Regions from separate parts of the Mus musculus genome. Here region 2 is linked to region 1. The links are chromatin loops, found by intact Hi-C in ENCODE. Cell type or tissue: heart. All regions are shown on one strand.

Region 1 (8,000 bases):
AGTTACAGGCATATTTGTCTGAAGGAGGAAGTGAAGTTACAGACAGGTTTGAAACTGATTATGTGCAGAGTCGGGTGGGACACTTTGAGACGGTGGCAGCGTTCCATCAGATAGATCTGTGCTCTGGATATAAATATATCTAGCTTCACTGGTCCCAAAAGAACCCAGAACCTAAAATGGACATTTTTAATAGAGAATGATTAACTTGCTGTATATAAGTCCTAGGAGAATATTTTTTAATTGCAACACATAGAAAGTGGATATGAATGTCCCCAAGGACAGCTGGCCTCTAAGCCCTGTCCTCGAGCTGCAGGCCCTGACTCCACATGGGACTGAGTTGAAGAAATGTCAGCAGCAGAGAAAGGTTTGGACACTAGTGGACATTAACTCGCAATCCAACATGGAACAGATCTAGGGGGGTTTCTGACGAAACTCACCTGTGCTGTATGGAGAAACTTCATTACAGTCATGGCACTGTCCACACCAACTCTCACATCAAAGAGAATAAGAGGTAGTTTATTCTGGAGCCAAATATGGGTGACCATGGCCTGGAAACATGGATTTAGGTAACCCCCAAATCCAGTGTTCCGATGCAAAAGGAATTTCATGAAGTTTTTATAGTAACTCGACAAAGATACTTCAAAAACATTACATAGGCGGTCACGGAGAAGCAGAGAAGTCTCGGCTGCTCTCTGATGACCCTGTGCAATTTCATTGGAAGAAAATTGGGAGTTTGCTAAGTGAACACATTCCAGAAGGGTTTTATCTGTGTGTAATCAGGACATTAGGGTGGTGTGGGGTAAATGGCTACTTAGTAGGCTAAAGGTCACCTAAGATCAAGGTAATTAGGTTCTGGACCTACAACATTCCAACTTCCCCACAGTCATTGAGACTTGGCTGCTCAGCCTTCACAGAACCAGGACTTCTCAGTCGATAACATACAACAGTTACACTTTGTGCTGCACACCACACGGCTAACGAACGCTTCACCAAGGACACACCTCAGATTTAAAACTATTATATGTTACAAACCGTTGTGTTTGACGGTCTATTCGAAGCTTTCTCTTATGGAAGCACAATAGTCTAATTATGGGGAAAAAAAAGACTTCCCATGCTTCCTACCGCAGCGCGTATCAAACCACATTGAATTAAACCAACACACACATCCAGTGATGTGCAAACGGTTCTGTCTGTAATGAACAGTAAAATCACGTATGTATCAAAGAATTGTTTCCGAAACCTGAAGGCTTTTACCCTAAGTAAACATTTGACTTACGTACCTGTTACATCTGCTTATACACACAGGGTAGCAAAAGTTTCTCAGACAAGAAAGGGTCATGAACAGAAAACATTCGAAGCCCTGCTCTGATGAAGGAAGGTGGACACGTATTTATTCGAAAGGATCACAATCCTGTTCTCCAGAGCTGTCAAAACGACAGCTGGTCTGGGCTCGAGCACTCCCTGACAGCCTTCCTCAGGCCTTCACAGATGATCAAGCATGCTTCCAGAAACTTCCCTCGCTCTGTCCCTCGTGTATTCAAGCCCGGGTGGACTCTGGAGCTTTTTCCAGCCTCCCACAGATCTCCCCTCTTACCTCTCATTCAAAGGCTGACAAACTAAAGCTCACAGGAACGAAATCTAGTCTGCGGCCGACCGCATGAACTCAGCTTCACTTTGAGTTTTTAAATGCTGGGTGGGCGGTACACACGTGGTCCGTGATGTTTAAAACAGTTTTACCTTTGGCCCAAAATATTCATTGACCCTCGTTTCTTACAGTGATGGCTTACTCTCATACAAATATTAGCCTATTTAATGCCATCTTGCCATCCTCAGCTGAGAGGAGGGATCTGGCTAACAGGTGGTTGGAGGAACACACAGCCTCGTGGAGACTTGGGATTGGCTCCAGTGCCATCGTGTAGGGGAAGCTAATGGCATCCTGGTTACTAGATAGGCTGCAGCTAAGTCCTGGAAGGCCTTGGCAACTTGGACTTTACAGTTGCAGGTCCAGTAGCAACTTGAGAAAGTAATCCACTGGAGGAGATTGTGGTGGCAGAGATGGCAATCCGGGCATACAGGAAAAGATGCCCTGGGGTAGCAGAAGCAGCCGCTGCTAAGTTTTGCCCTGAACCACCGTGAGTGGTGAGCTGTTGTTGCGGTGTATTGCAAAGCTGGAGTTCCAGACGACACCACTGCTCACTCACAGGGCGCTCATTTTGCCTGTAGTGGAAAGGCAGCGAGAGGAGTTGTGAGTCGGGCACGAGATCTAAGGGACTCAGAACTCCAGGGCCATGTGAGTTTGCTGCAGAGCAAGTGTGAGGGACAATGACAGCCCTGATTGGGGGAGGGGGCCTGGATGGATGCTGACTCTGCAGTTTCCTGTGGCTTCTGTGTCCCTACCTAATGTCATAGCTTCACCTGCCAACCTGACACAAACTTAGAGAGGCTGGGGGAAGGGAGCTTCAGTTGAGAAATCGCCTCCATCAGATTGGCCTGTGGGAGTGTTTGCAGGGCATTTTCTTGATTGCTAGTTGTTGGAGGAAGGCCCCGCCCACTGTGGGCGGCACCATCTCTAGGCAGGCAGTCCATCCAGGTCAGAAAGGTAGCTGAATGTGAGCCAGTGAGCAGCCAGTGGCAGCGCTCCTGCATGGCCTCCGCTTCAGCTCCAGCCTCAGGTTGACTTAGTCAGGGTGCTATCGCAGTAACAGAAAGTAACGTAGGAAATCTAGTAAGCACCAGCACTTCCACTGTTCTGGAAGATTCTACAGAAGTCGTTCCCTACCTGTGGCCGATAGACCAACCAGCAGTCTCCCTCCAGTCCTCAGGCCAATTCCTAGAACTAAATCCAAGCAGAACCTGTGTGAGCCTGTGTTAGAGCCTGCTACGGGGCTAATGTGTGAGCCTGAAGGATGGTGACACGGCCCAGCATTCACTGAAAGGAGGCAGAGATTGCCCCTGGAGTCATCGTTGAGGTTTTCCTCAAAAGCATGAAGCTTATGGCTAGACAGCAGCTTTGGATGCGCCCTCAGAATGCAGACACGCTTGCCACCTCTGTAACCTCTAAATGGAGACATGGAATGTGCTTTCCTGTGCATGTGTGTGCGTGCAGAATATGTATATATGGTACACGGGAAATAAATAGCTTAAGCTAGATACCAGAAAGATCCCTCGCTGCTCTGGGGTCTGGAAGCAAATGACAGGAAAGTGTGATTGGGAAAGTAAAATTGTTTAACCGGCTCAGAAATTAAAACAAAACAAAACAAAACAAACAAACAAACAAAAAAAAAAAACCAACTAAGGCGTTTCCAAGTGCGGGAAACATTCCAAACAGGATGTACAGGAGTGTGCGAGGTGCCTGGGGAAAGGAAGCATTTGGGAGAAATTGGAACTACATTTTACAATGATTTATTTATTTTGTTAATGGAGTACACTCAAGGTTTGTATGTATCTGAGGTGAGTGGAAACACAAGTCCATATAAACTGTAAGTAGAGTAGCTTTTAAATTTCCGTTTTTATTTACTGACGGAAAGGAAGTAATTTAAAGTTATTTAAAACACACACAACAAAGAAACACTAGACAATTTTCTGCTTCCTTCCTGTTGATCTCACTGCCAACAGTGCCCTCTAGTGGTGAACTGAGAAGACGTTGGTGGAGGAGGGAAAAAACATTACCGGAATTTTCATGAAAACGTAAACTTTTACAATTCCACTTGGTAACTGAATGCTATATTTGGCAAGAAAAAAAATGAATCTTTGCAGAGGTTCACAGCAGATAGCTTAAGACGTGGGCGTTTCAACGTCAGCTTTCCTTAGTGGCTCTCCTGAGTGCATGCCCATCTGTGCGTGTAAATGCCCTCGAGGCTGCCTTTGGGGCGAGTCTGGGCCACAGCTTCTATTGTGTACCTTAAAACGAACAGAATCCACTTTTATGAGGGATACAATCGTTCTCCCCGAACTTGTGCTTCAACCTTAATCACTTCCAAGAACAACACAGTGTTCTTGCAGGATCTCACCTGGCCCCAACTCATCGAACAAACCAAGCCCCATTTTCTTAGAATGATTCAGACGCTCCCCTCCCCCGACCCCCACCCCCGCAAAAAGCAGTCATCACAACAGGCTACAGCCCGGGTTACAGAATGAAGTCGCGCTAACCCTGGCTCTGCCTAGAGCTTCTAGAGCAGCTACTTCTGAAATAAAGATGGGAGGTGGCTTCCCGGGCGCCACTCTAACGCCAGGCAACCGCTGGGCCATGAGCTCTGAGGCTTCAGCTCTGAACATGGTTCTCTGCCCTAAGCCCCTGGTCCAAAGATCCAAAGCACAGTACTTGTCTGTTTTAGGAGATGTTGGTACATACAGGCTGTTTTATGAGCATTCTGACATTCCGACTGTACCCCCTTTGATGTCTTCAATAGCACCCTTTGTCATAAGTGCCCAAAACGTGTCACTCACTGGCTGTCATGTTGGACAGAATTGGACACTCTTTCACTACAGGGGGACATCCTTGGTCTAGAATCATCTTCAAGCCCTGGCCCTAAAGAAACTCCTGAAAATTGTACTTTATAGGAGCAAAAGTTATTAAGCAACACACCGTCTAGCAATCAAAGAGAATGTCCTTAGTGCTTGGACAGACAGGTTCCACTCACATTCTAGACCGATACCCTAAGAAGAACGCATTCTTTATGAGGCATTTTTGCCAAAACACATAAACTGAATCTAACCATGAGGAAACTTCTGACACGAAGTGAAAGAGAGTCTGCAAAATAATTGGCTTGTCCTTTCCAAAATGCCAAGGTCATCAAAGAGAAAGGAAGGCTAGAGTTGAACCACAGGAGGGGAGACTCGAGAGACATGACAGTTAAATGAATCACAAGATCCTAAGTTAGGTCTAAACCACGGAAGGCATTAGCTACAGCCCAAAGTCCTGATTAGAGGGACACAAGAATCATGTTTCTTGTTTGCTCACCATGGTGTGACCAGATCAGAAAAGGTCTAGGGCTGAAAAGATGGTTCCGCCATTAAGACTGGTCGCTGCTCTTCCAGGGGACCTGAGTTTGGTTCCTGGCACCAACTTTGTGTGGCTCACAACTGCCTGTAACTCCTAATCCAGAGAATCCCATGCCTTCTGACTCCAGGTGGTTCTCTCTCTCTCTCTCCCTCTCTCTCTCCCTCTCTCTCTCTCTCTCTCTCTCTCTCTGTGTGTGTGTGTGTGTGCCTGTCTGTCTCTCTGTCGCTGTCTGTCTGTCTCTGTCGGTCTGTCTGTCTGTCTGTCTCTCGCTCTGTCTCTGTGTGTGTGTGTGTGTGTGTGTATGTATGTGTGTGCCTGTCTGTCTCTCTGTCGCTGTCTGTCTCTGTCAGTCTGTCTGTCTGTCTCTTTCTCTCTGTCTGTCTGTCTCTCTCTCTCTCTCTCTGTCTCTCTGTGTGTGTGTGTGTTTGTGTGTGTGTGTGTGTTTGTGTGTGTGTGTGTGTGTATGTGTGCGTGTGCCTGTCTGTCTCTCTGTTGCTGTCTGTGTGTGTCTGTCTCTGTCGGCCTGTCTGTCTCTCTCTCTTTACACACACACACACATATTTTCTTGAACCATCCTTAACCGTATATTCCAGTCTCAGAGTGAGCCAGGAAATGTGAGCAGAGCCAGATCCTGATGTTTGTTGCCCTAGGTCTCCCAGAAGGGAATCCGATTTTCCAAATAAAATAAACTGTTTTTTCCATCTGTTTCTAATCTGCCTTTGAAAATGTTGCGGTGATGGATTTTCAAAGAGACGGCGTCCAGGCTCCTTCTCAGCCTTGACATGTGTGTAGATGAGGTCGGGGACATGGCACCCACATGCCACCGTCCTGAATTGTCTCCAGAGTTCTATCTGCTCTCACATCTTGACACTCCTCTCTCCAAACAGTCATGCATATTTATTGGCATTAAACAGAATCTCCTCTTCAACAAAATGAATTGTGAATATTGTATGCTCCCAGACAGACTGGAAAATATGACAGAGACTTCCACCAAACACCCTGATGATATGGCAGAAATGGGAAATAGCCATATTATTTCCTTAATACCAGGACTACTCTCAAAATGTAAGAATCAAAAACCAGAATCCATTTCCAAATATGCCTCCCCCAGAAGAAGGCAAGCTGCCAGAAGAAATGCAGACCAGACTTTTGCTATCGTATAGCATGGTGTCCAAAAATATTCTTAAAAATAGGTAGTCTGCTTCATAAACAGTGGTGGGCCTGTGTTCTGAACCACGCACGGCTGTGTATGTGCTTGTGTGGTTGTATGTTTAAAAATATTTTTTTCATTATATTTACTGAGAAAGGTGGGTCACATGTGTGCCCGTGGCACCCAGGTGGAGGTCAGAGGTCAACTTGGGAGTCTTTTCTCTCCTTCCACCCAGTGGGTCACAGGTGTTGAACTCAGTCCATCAAGCCTGATAGCAGGCATCTTTATCAGCTGAGCCGTCTCACCGTTTTAGACTTATAATTTCTGACGCTATAAAAATTAGAGTTAAGAACATTGTACTGGCTTGTTTTGTGTATCAACGTGACACAAGCTGCAGTTGTCACAGAGAAAGGAGCTGAAATGCCGCCATGAGATCCAGCTGTGGGCATTTTCTCAATTAGTGATCAAGGGTGGGAGGGCTCATTGTGGGCGGTGCCATCTCTGAGCTGGCATGAGATAGAAATCTTCAGTACAGGCTACATTGCATATTAGAAGCAAGTTGGTGAATTCTTCTAACAAATGGAGATTCTCCACAGATACTTAAAAGTTACACTCCTACTAGAAATTATCAGGGCCCAGGAAATAGGGGGAGGAGGTTGTGGTATTGCAGTATTCATGAGAATGTCTGCTAAAGTAGAACCCCTGGTGGTGGGCTTAACAATAGACTAGCTTTCCACCTGGCTCCCTTCTTAGTGGCAGGGTTAGGGTCCCCGCCATCTTTTGATGTATACATTCCTTTTGTATTGTGTCACTGTGACTTGGTGGGTTGTATCTCATCTGGCTTCTTGCTATTCTGCTGTATAAAAAGTTTGATGCTCGACCTGACAAAATACATTCAGATTCTACACAATCTCCTGTGTGCATCTGTCTGTCATTCCCGCCGACTCCTTGCCCATCTGCACCCAGAGACCCATCCACGCAGACAAAGGGACCCAGAGGGTCTGCGGCACTGGTAGTCTTGGGTTCTATAAGAAAGCAAGCTGAGCAAGCCAGGGGAAGCAAGCCAGTAAGTAACATCTCTCCATGACCTCTGCATCAGCTCCCGCCTTCCTGACCTGCTTGAGTTCCAGTCCTGACTTCCTTCAGTGATGAACAGCAGTGTGGAAATGTAAGCTGAACAAACCCTTTCCTCCTCAACTTGCTTCTTGGTCATGATGTTTGTGCAGGAAGAGAAACCCTGAGTAAGACACACATCAGCTCTTTCCTGTATCCATATGCTGTTACTGAGAATCGTAGGAAAGATTCTTATGGCAATGTGAAAGCTGGGTTTCCAGGGTCTGGAGAGATGGTGCAGTGGTTAGGAGCTAGCTGCTCTTCCAGAGCACTCAGATTTGGTCCCCAGCATTCACAGAGCAGCTCACAACCGTCTGTAACTCCAGTTCCACGGATCCTACAACCACGACTTCAGTATACACGTGCTTTTAAGCAAGACACTCTTTCATACACACAAAATTTTTATCTCAAAACAAAATTTTAAAGCTGCATTTCTTCTCACAAACACTTTATTTACTATGAAAAGTAGGATGAGAAGCTGGAAAGTAGGCCCAGCCGTTCAGAACACTGACCACTCCTGCGGACGAACCAGGTTCAGTTCCCAGCACCCAGGTGCTGTAACTTCAGTTCCTGGTGCTTTGGTTCCCCCTGCTGGCATCTGCAGGCTACTGCTCACATCGGGTGCACAAACACACACACACACACACACAACTTAAAAATTAATAAACACTTTGAATAGAAAAATGTAACAATATACTGTTTGCCATCACTACCTTTACTTTCTAGAACTCAAAT
Region 2 (8,000 bases), 460 kb before region 1:
ACACCACCATGCCCGCATTTTACTGCAGAGTCCCCTACTACATAGAAGCCCAAAAGACTCTTTAGCTCAGACACACTGAGGCAAATGGGAGGTCACCGTCAAAGTTCACTGGTTATCGAGAAGAGAAAAGCTCCAGGGTTTGTTCAGCTTAACTTCCTAGCAAGCATAACTCCACGTACCCTATATGAGCAAGGAGGATATTCATGGAAAAACTGTAGCTAATTTTATCAAAGACTCACTGGGCACGCATGTGTGCAGTGGATAGAGCCCTGAGGATTGCTGTGAACGCAGGGAGCAGGGCTGAGGGTGTGGGGTGGAGCTGTCTCCTTCCCACTGAGTTTGGTACCATACAGTAACATACAGTACATACAATACAAGTAACATACAGAAAACAAGAACCGAGTCATCTGCTGTCCCAAGGAAAGCAGCTTTGGAAGGGTTTGTCTTGTCTCACAGTTCCAGGGTGCAGTCCATCCGGAGCTTGAGGTGGCTGGTCACAGTGCAGCAATCAGGAAGCAGAATGGTGGGTGTCTGGGCTCAGCTGCCTTTCTTCTTTGTATTCAGTCTGAGACTCGAATGGAGGGAATGGCGCCATTGGTGGGCAGATCTTTTAGTACTTTGTAGTAGAATCAAGATAGCCTCCTCAAACCCACCCAGAGGTTCGTCTCACAGAGGAGTCTAGAGCTCATCAAACTGACAACCGAGATTAGCCACACAACAGGCACAATTTGATTGTTTTGTTTGTTTGTAAAAGTCCCATCTTGGCTTCCCGTGTCGTCTCCAAAGGCTGAGGCTCATTTAGTTGGTTCTTGATAAATGACGCTGATTGCCATCAGCTCATTCACTCGGAAATCACTCTCTCCCTGCTCTGTTTCCCTTCCCTGTGCAGTTTAGTCATCTTGACTGGCTCACGGGCAACCGGCTTCTCCAAGTGTGTCTGGGAGAGCCCTCCCGGTTGTAGCATTTGGGTTGGTGGTTCTCTCCATCGCAGATGGCCGCCATTTAATATTTTGAATGTCTGAACAGAAACAGGAAGAGTTAGGGGGAATTCTACTTTGCCTAACTGCTTGGCCCTGAACATTGGTTTTCTATCATGACAACAAACTTCCCGAGAGAAACAACTTGCAAGGAAAGGTTTCATGTCTGACTCACAGCTCCTGCAGTTTCAGTTTGTGCTTGCTTATAGGCCAGCGTCAAGACTGAACAGCATAACATCAGGCTGTTCTCATGGTAACAAGGGGAAGAGATGGTGGCAAAATACACCTCATCAATCTATGCCTCCAGCCACCTACTTTCTCCCACCTTCTAAAGTTTCCAAAGCCTCCCAGTAGCCCATTCATATATGGATTTGTCAGCCCCACAGTCAGTCAACCCCAGAGGCCCCACCTCTGACTACCTGCACCTGTCTACATGTGAGCCGGGGGGACACTCTTAGGATCCAGAAACACTGTCTCCTATCTCTCACACAGGCCTCACAGTGACTACTCTTGGCTCTTAGATACTGGATTTATACTTCCTGGGGCCTCAGCTTCTCTTGGTAGGTTGTGAAGTTTCTCAGCATCCAAAATCACGCGAAGCAGTTCCTTTTTCTAGGTCTTTGTCCCAGAGAAATCTGTCTGTCCACTTGTCCATCATCTATCTACTGATTGCCCATCTAGTGACTACCTATCGTTTGTTAATACATATATATATATTAATCTATAATATTTATAAATATGTCAATCGTCAATGCTCTATCAGTGATCTATTGACCAGTCATTTGTAATCTATGTCTTCAATTTTCTATCTTATCTGTCATCTTCTAATTAGCTTCTAGCTTATGTCTACCATCTACCATCTATTGTGTATCTTCAATCGTGTCTATTGATCAATCATCTATCCATCTGTTTATCTACTTAGGATCTATATTCTCTCTTCTATTTACCATCTATACTCTTCTTCTGTCTCCATCTATCAATCACATAGCTATTTAGCTTTCATTTATTTTCTGTTCACCATTACGTTGGGTCTGTTTCTTTGTCCATGCTTCATAAATGCATCCTCCAGGGACTGCCCTCCTCCGTAGTGTAGGCTGGCTGCTGTTTGCCTCTGGTGATCAGTCCCTGATTCCATCCTCATTCAGTGCCCTGGTCTGTTACTGAACTCTAGGTCTGGGCAGTTTGCATTTCTGGAGCGCTTTATTCTTTTAGGTGGGTCTGTATTTCCAGGTGGTGTCTCTTCCCATCTGAAGAATTTCTTGTGCTGCCGGTCTCAGGTGACGAATTCTTCTGGTTTTGCTTATTCCACTGTTGTTGAAAATTAACAACAAACCTCACAGTCATCCAGGAGTCAGCTTCAGCTTCAGCTGGGTCTGTGGACCCTGGACCAAGGTCTCATGCAGCCCAATGTGGCTTCAAACTCTTGATCCTTCTCTTAGACCCCTTCATGCTGTGGTTTTAGGTAGGTACTACCATGCCCACGCAGTCTCTCTACTTTTTTTTTTTTTTTTTTTTTTTTTGTTAACACTGGGGATTGACTCCAAGGCCTCATGTATTCCAGCAAAAGTTCTACCACTGAGCTAAAATCCCAGTCTCCCTTTTTTCTTTCTGAAGGTTTCACCAAGTTTCTCAGGGTGTCTCTGAACTCATTCTTAGCTTAGACAGGCCTTCAATGTATAATCCTCCTGCCTCAATTCCCCAAGCTCCACCGATGAATAGCCCTTCACCATCACCAGTAGGTCTTATGCTGTGACCCTGTTTAATAAAGGGAGTTTTTATTTTACCCCTATATGTTCTTGACTACTGGCCATTAGATATGGCTGCCTATGTGTGACTTTCTTACAGAGGGAGCTGTCATACTGTGGAAGTCTCTTTACCACGGAAGCTTTGGTGGGGTTTGCGACAGACATATTGGTCTTTAGGAAGAAATAACAACACTGTTTCTCCACAATCAAAAGATTACGGTAAAAGTGTAATTCCATACCAGACCTACAGGAGTTAGAAATGATGGGACTTTGCAGTGACGTCATTGCTCTCTGCACGTGCATGTATCATATTTCACAGGAGAGGACATCCTGGCAGCAATCTGAGAAGTAAGCTTATTAGCCAAGTGGATACTACAGAAGCCACAGCTTACAGATGACATCAGTTTATCCAGCAACTTAAGGAAGGAAAAGCTTATTTTAGTTTACAGTTGTCAGGGATACAGCTCATCAAAGTGGGAGACCCACATGTAGGGAAGGAGTATGAGGTACTGGTCACGTGGCACCCCAAGCAAGAAGCAAAGAATGGACAGGAAATAGAACCAGGTATAAAACCTAATGGCTCTCTTCTAGCGCTCCACTTCCTACTGTGAAGCTCCACCCCCTAAATCTCTGCAGCCTTCCAAAGCAGTTCCACCAGCCAGGGAACCCCTTACTGAACTACAGGAGCCTAGAGGGGACATTTTACAGTCACAAGATGGCATGGCCAGAGACCATCTTCCTGTGTAGGGCATGTTGATTGGGCAAGTTTTAAGAGAAATCAAGAATGAGGAGGAGAGAACAGGGGGTTTGTGTGTTTTAAAATGTGATCAAAATACTGTCTTTCATGGAAGGTCTGTGTATACAGTAACTGATCTCTGTAAAGATGTAGCAAGTACCATGGAGTCACAGATGGGACCAGAGAGCATGATACTGAAGCAGGAAGCTAAGCTAACTACACACCTTTAAAACAACAATACATATCAGTAGGGATGGGTGCCTTGGGAATATTCAGAATGGGACTCATTTTCAGACCTGGGAGAATCGGAACTAAATGCCTATGCAAAAAGCCCTGGGGAGCAGCTGACCATTCAAGGCTCTGCCAACAGCAGAAGTCATCCTAGAGCCTGGTGGTGTTTGTACCCCAGCTCTATTTGTGTGTGTGTGTGCACGTTTGAGAGCCCTTGTTTATGTACATGTGTTTGTGAACATGCGTGCATAGATAGGTCCTGTGGAGCTCCAGGTCCAATGTTTCTCTCAAGGGAACTAAGTAAAAATAAAAACTTGCAATACAGGTAAAGAAAAAGCAAGAAGGCTACACATTGGATACAGAAAGAGTTTTTGAAGATATGTAAATTAAAATTAGAATACTTACACCCATAGCAGAACTTCTCCCAATATGATTCTTATATATAAATTAAAAAGAAAAGACTTTTAAGTGAAATTTAGAGCATGAAGCCATGTTAGACTTTAGGATGATGGGATCTGTGGATGATCATGCTTTGGACTCAGGGAGTTGGCCTCTGTCAGGTCAGGACAAACCAGGTTCAGCTATTAGTCTTGAGTGAGCAATCAAGACAGGCAGACTAATTGTGAGAAACAGAAAAAGGGAGTGCACTTGATATACCACACTGGGAAGAGGGTTTTAGCAGCCCCAGGGTCTTGATTTCAGGTTAAGTTTTAAATACAGTAGCAGGCTGTGCACACACAGGCAGCTCTGGTCCAGGGGTGGCGCAGCTGCCTCTGACTCTTTGTTCTCCTTTCTGTAAGGTGGTCTACACAACTGTGAATTTTTTCTCAGAAGAAAAGTTTCCCCGCTGGCTGGCCCGGGCTCTAAGGGATTCTTTTCTCCCAGCTTGAGATTTCTGGGGGTGAGAGGAGTTCCGATTTCTTCCACTTCTTCAATAGTCCAGTAGCCAAGCAAGGAGCACAGACATGTCCTTAGACTATCTTCAGCCCTTCCAGGATGGTTACAAGTACAGCTAATCTTCACAGAGCCACAGGATGAAGCATTGGACCCATAAAGACAATCCTGGGGACATTTAGGTTGAAACATAGCCAACAAAGTGTCTTCCTGTAGAGGGCACCAGATGACTAGGCAGTGAAACCTTGCTGCCCTGTAGTGGGAAGTCCTGGGAAGGAGCCTCTGTGAACATACTGGAGACTTGTGGAAGTTGAAGATCCAGGCTGGGGGTGGGGGGTGGGGGAAACGACACACGGACTCAGTCTTTCCCTGCAAGCTCCATGCAGGCAAGTCCCAGCTCTTCGTATATGCAATCTCTGTGAGACAGCAGTCAGGAGCTTCCTGACAGGGTTGACAGAGGCTGAGGAGAGAGGCTATCAGGCATGCACATAGTTGTGGCAAACAGCAAACATGGAGAGTCACCACAGGCTAAACTACCGTCTGGCAGTTTGCATTGGTGCTCTTAGGAGGCAGAGAAGATGACCTTAGACTTTTATTTGGACAAGAGTATTTAATCTTACTTTTCATTAGATTGTGTTTCCCATGTATCTGTGCCAAAGATGGAAGTCCAACTTAGGAATGGGAGTGAATTCTGAAGTGAGTCTATTGAGAAATAAAAACTCACCCACCTCCAACTTGAGTGTCTGTGTCTAACATTCATGTCAGATATGCAAGCAGGAAAAGGCAGAGATCAGATCTTTGAATATGCTGATTCCTGACCCTGGCTGTGAGGCAAGGCCACAGGGTCATAGGCCAAGCAGGACCTTCTGTGGATAGGCAGATTGCTTGCACCAATGAGATGACAAAGCGTCAGAGTGGGAGGGGTGTGGGTGAGAAGGGGCCAGGCCTCAGTCCGCTGCTGGCAGGCCTCTCCTTACATCCCCACCACTGTGCTGTTGCCAGGAGACTGAAGAAGGGGCCAGGCCACATGGAGTGCAGTGCGGAATGTGTGAGAATGTGCAACCTGTGGTCTCATGAGTCCACGTGATCTGACATGGGCGAGGACTCACTTTCTCTTTTGCAGAGGACAGGACGCACCCACAGATCTGTCTTTTAATACAACTTATCTCTCTCCAAGGCACATATATGTACCCGTGCCCAAAACAGGGACGAGAAAAGCAACATGAAGCCCTCCCTGTTCACCTGGCAACTTAAAACCACCTGTAACTCCAGTTCCAGGGGATCTAACACATGTTCCTCTCTAGCCTCTGTTGGCATCAGGCACACACATGGTGTATATACATACATGCAGGCACAAAATTCATACACATAAAATTAAATATATATCAAATATACATTATATAAAATACACAAATATATATTATATAAATAAAAATATATAATCTATAAAAATAAATATATAAATATATTTTAAAAGGCTGTCTTATTTCACTTAGTAACAAGTGCCCTTACGTGCAACCTTGCCACCCTAAAATATTCTCAAGAAGATGCTACAGTATTCCACAGCCCACTCACATCAGAGAGGTTCCCATGAGTGCTTGCTCAGGAAGCTGCTCCATTGAGCTCTCTTATCCTGTTGAGTCCTTATTTCCTGGTAGCTGTTGGCGTCCTGTGTGGACTTTTTAATGCCTAAGCCCCCACAGCTGCCTGCCCCCTCAGCCCCTCACCTTTGGCTGTCTCTTCTGCGCTTCTAACATGGTACCTTACCACATGACTCCTCAGTGACTCAATCAGGAAATTGCTTATGCAGCTTTTCACAGTGGGGAGGTCAGTGGTTCTATGGCCGTGTGCAGCAGCTGACTGCATGAATCCAGCGGACCAGGAAGCAAGAAGCCAGTCGGAAGTGGGCTGCACTATATACCCTCCTGGCCCATCTCCCTCTGGCCCACTTCTCCCAGCTAGGCCCCTGTCCCTAAGGTTCTATCACTTTCTAAAACAGGACCAAATGTCCAAACAGGAGAACCTGTGGGTCCATTCCCCAGCTCCTTACAGGGCAACCAAGGCTTTCATAACCATGACAACCAAGGCCTTCATAACCATGATGTCTGCCCACTCTCTGTTCCCTCCTGCTTATACTATCTAATCACAGCTATTCAGTCCTTCATAGTTCTAGCTCCTAGACAGTGCCAGATGCCATTCTGATTCCTATCTCCTGCTCCAGGGTCCTGATGCTTGGGCTGATGGGGAAGCCCTTCTGGCCACCGTCCCATGACACTGGAACCCTTGCTCATTTAACTGAGCTTAACATGTGGTAGTGAGGTTCACCTTCCTCATGAGAGGGTAAAATCCTTGAAGTGGGGGACCCATGTCAAGTTCAGCCCAGTATGGCCATAAGTAGGGCTTACTACATACATACCCCACTGGCATCTCCTATGTCACCCCACATGAAGAATGTAAGTGGCCAGGGAGGAACTATGTAAAAGAGGACACTGTTTTGTTCAGCCATTAACACATGCTTTAGCGAGGGCAGGGTGGATCATTAAAAGTCTAAAGCTTCCAACTAGGAGTCAGAACTGAGTAAGTCTCCTCATTTCCTCTTTACGTTTATAGCATGATGTTACTCATGTGTATTTTCTTAACCTAGCCTTAGCTCTACTTAAAAACACTCCTGCAAACATGGATCCACTTGCACATCAGAGGTGGCAAGATGCAGATGCTGTCTTCTGCAAGCCCCAGCACATTTGCACATCATGTTCGGAGGCCAGAGGTCAACTGTAGGTACTGGTCTCAATGGCCCTCCATCCCCACTGAACTTGTTTCGGCTCGGCCGGCCGGTCAATGAGCCCAAGCCGTCCACGTGTCTTTGATTCGCCAGTATTGATGCTAGTGGTGTGACATGTTACACAGGGATGCTGAGGACATGGACCCAGGACTGGTGCTTGTGTGCCAAGTTCTTACTCACCTGCTGAGCACCCCCGGCCTAGCTGTACCTCTGTGTAAGAGACCATTCTGAGGGTTAACAGTATGTTCAGAGAAAGGTCTTTTGTTTTTTTTTTTTTTTTTTTTTTAATCACTGATACATAGACCTACTTTCTTTGGCATCTTTCAAAGGAAACAATATTATATCTTTAAGTATTAAGTATATAAGAAAGCAAGCAACAATTGTATTGCTCCAATGAATCTTGAAAATTTATTATTTGGGAGAATATCAGATATTGATCTTTTTGCTTTATAGCTCATGATAATAATCAGAAAATATACATTTTGAAATAAAGTCAAAAGAAAATAATTACATATAGTACATATTACAGATTTCTTATTTATACATCAGCAAAGCAGTACTAAAAGCATATTTATGGCCCACAATCAGCAAATGTGGACATTTTCTGTCTAAAGCTGCAGCAGCTCAAATCCTTC

What was found. A loop is a pair of places that touch in the nucleus more often than their neighbours do. Peaks named below come from ENCODE experiments on the same cell type or tissue, not always from the same donor. Only the 100,000 strongest peaks of a DNase experiment are listed, where the experiment ranks them.
Region 2: it touches region 1 in a loop (8-fold over the local background); 11 of 42 quality-filtered maps call a loop at or near these places.

The regions. Positions count from the first base shown.
Region 1 is chr6:145,355,866-145,363,865 of GRCm38, reverse strand. No RefSeq gene overlaps it. Among named protein-coding and RNA genes, the nearest start is that of Gm38926, 11 kb to the right of the region's middle. In heart, a CTCF peak has its summit at 3,630 (motif pointing left); no DNase peak of the experiment used is centred here; H3K27ac peaks cover 1,042 bases; H3K27me3 peaks cover 960 bases.
Region 2 is chr6:145,820,830-145,828,829 of GRCm38, reverse strand. It overlaps Rassf8 (Ras association (RalGDS/AF-6) domain family (N-terminal) member 8), which reads right to left. Exons shown (of 5, transcript NM_027760.3): 5 at 7,751-8,000. Among named protein-coding and RNA genes, the nearest start is that of Gm38927, 18 kb to the left of the region's middle. In heart, a CTCF peak has its summit at 4,798 (motif pointing right); no DNase peak of the experiment used is centred here; H3K27ac peaks cover 609 bases.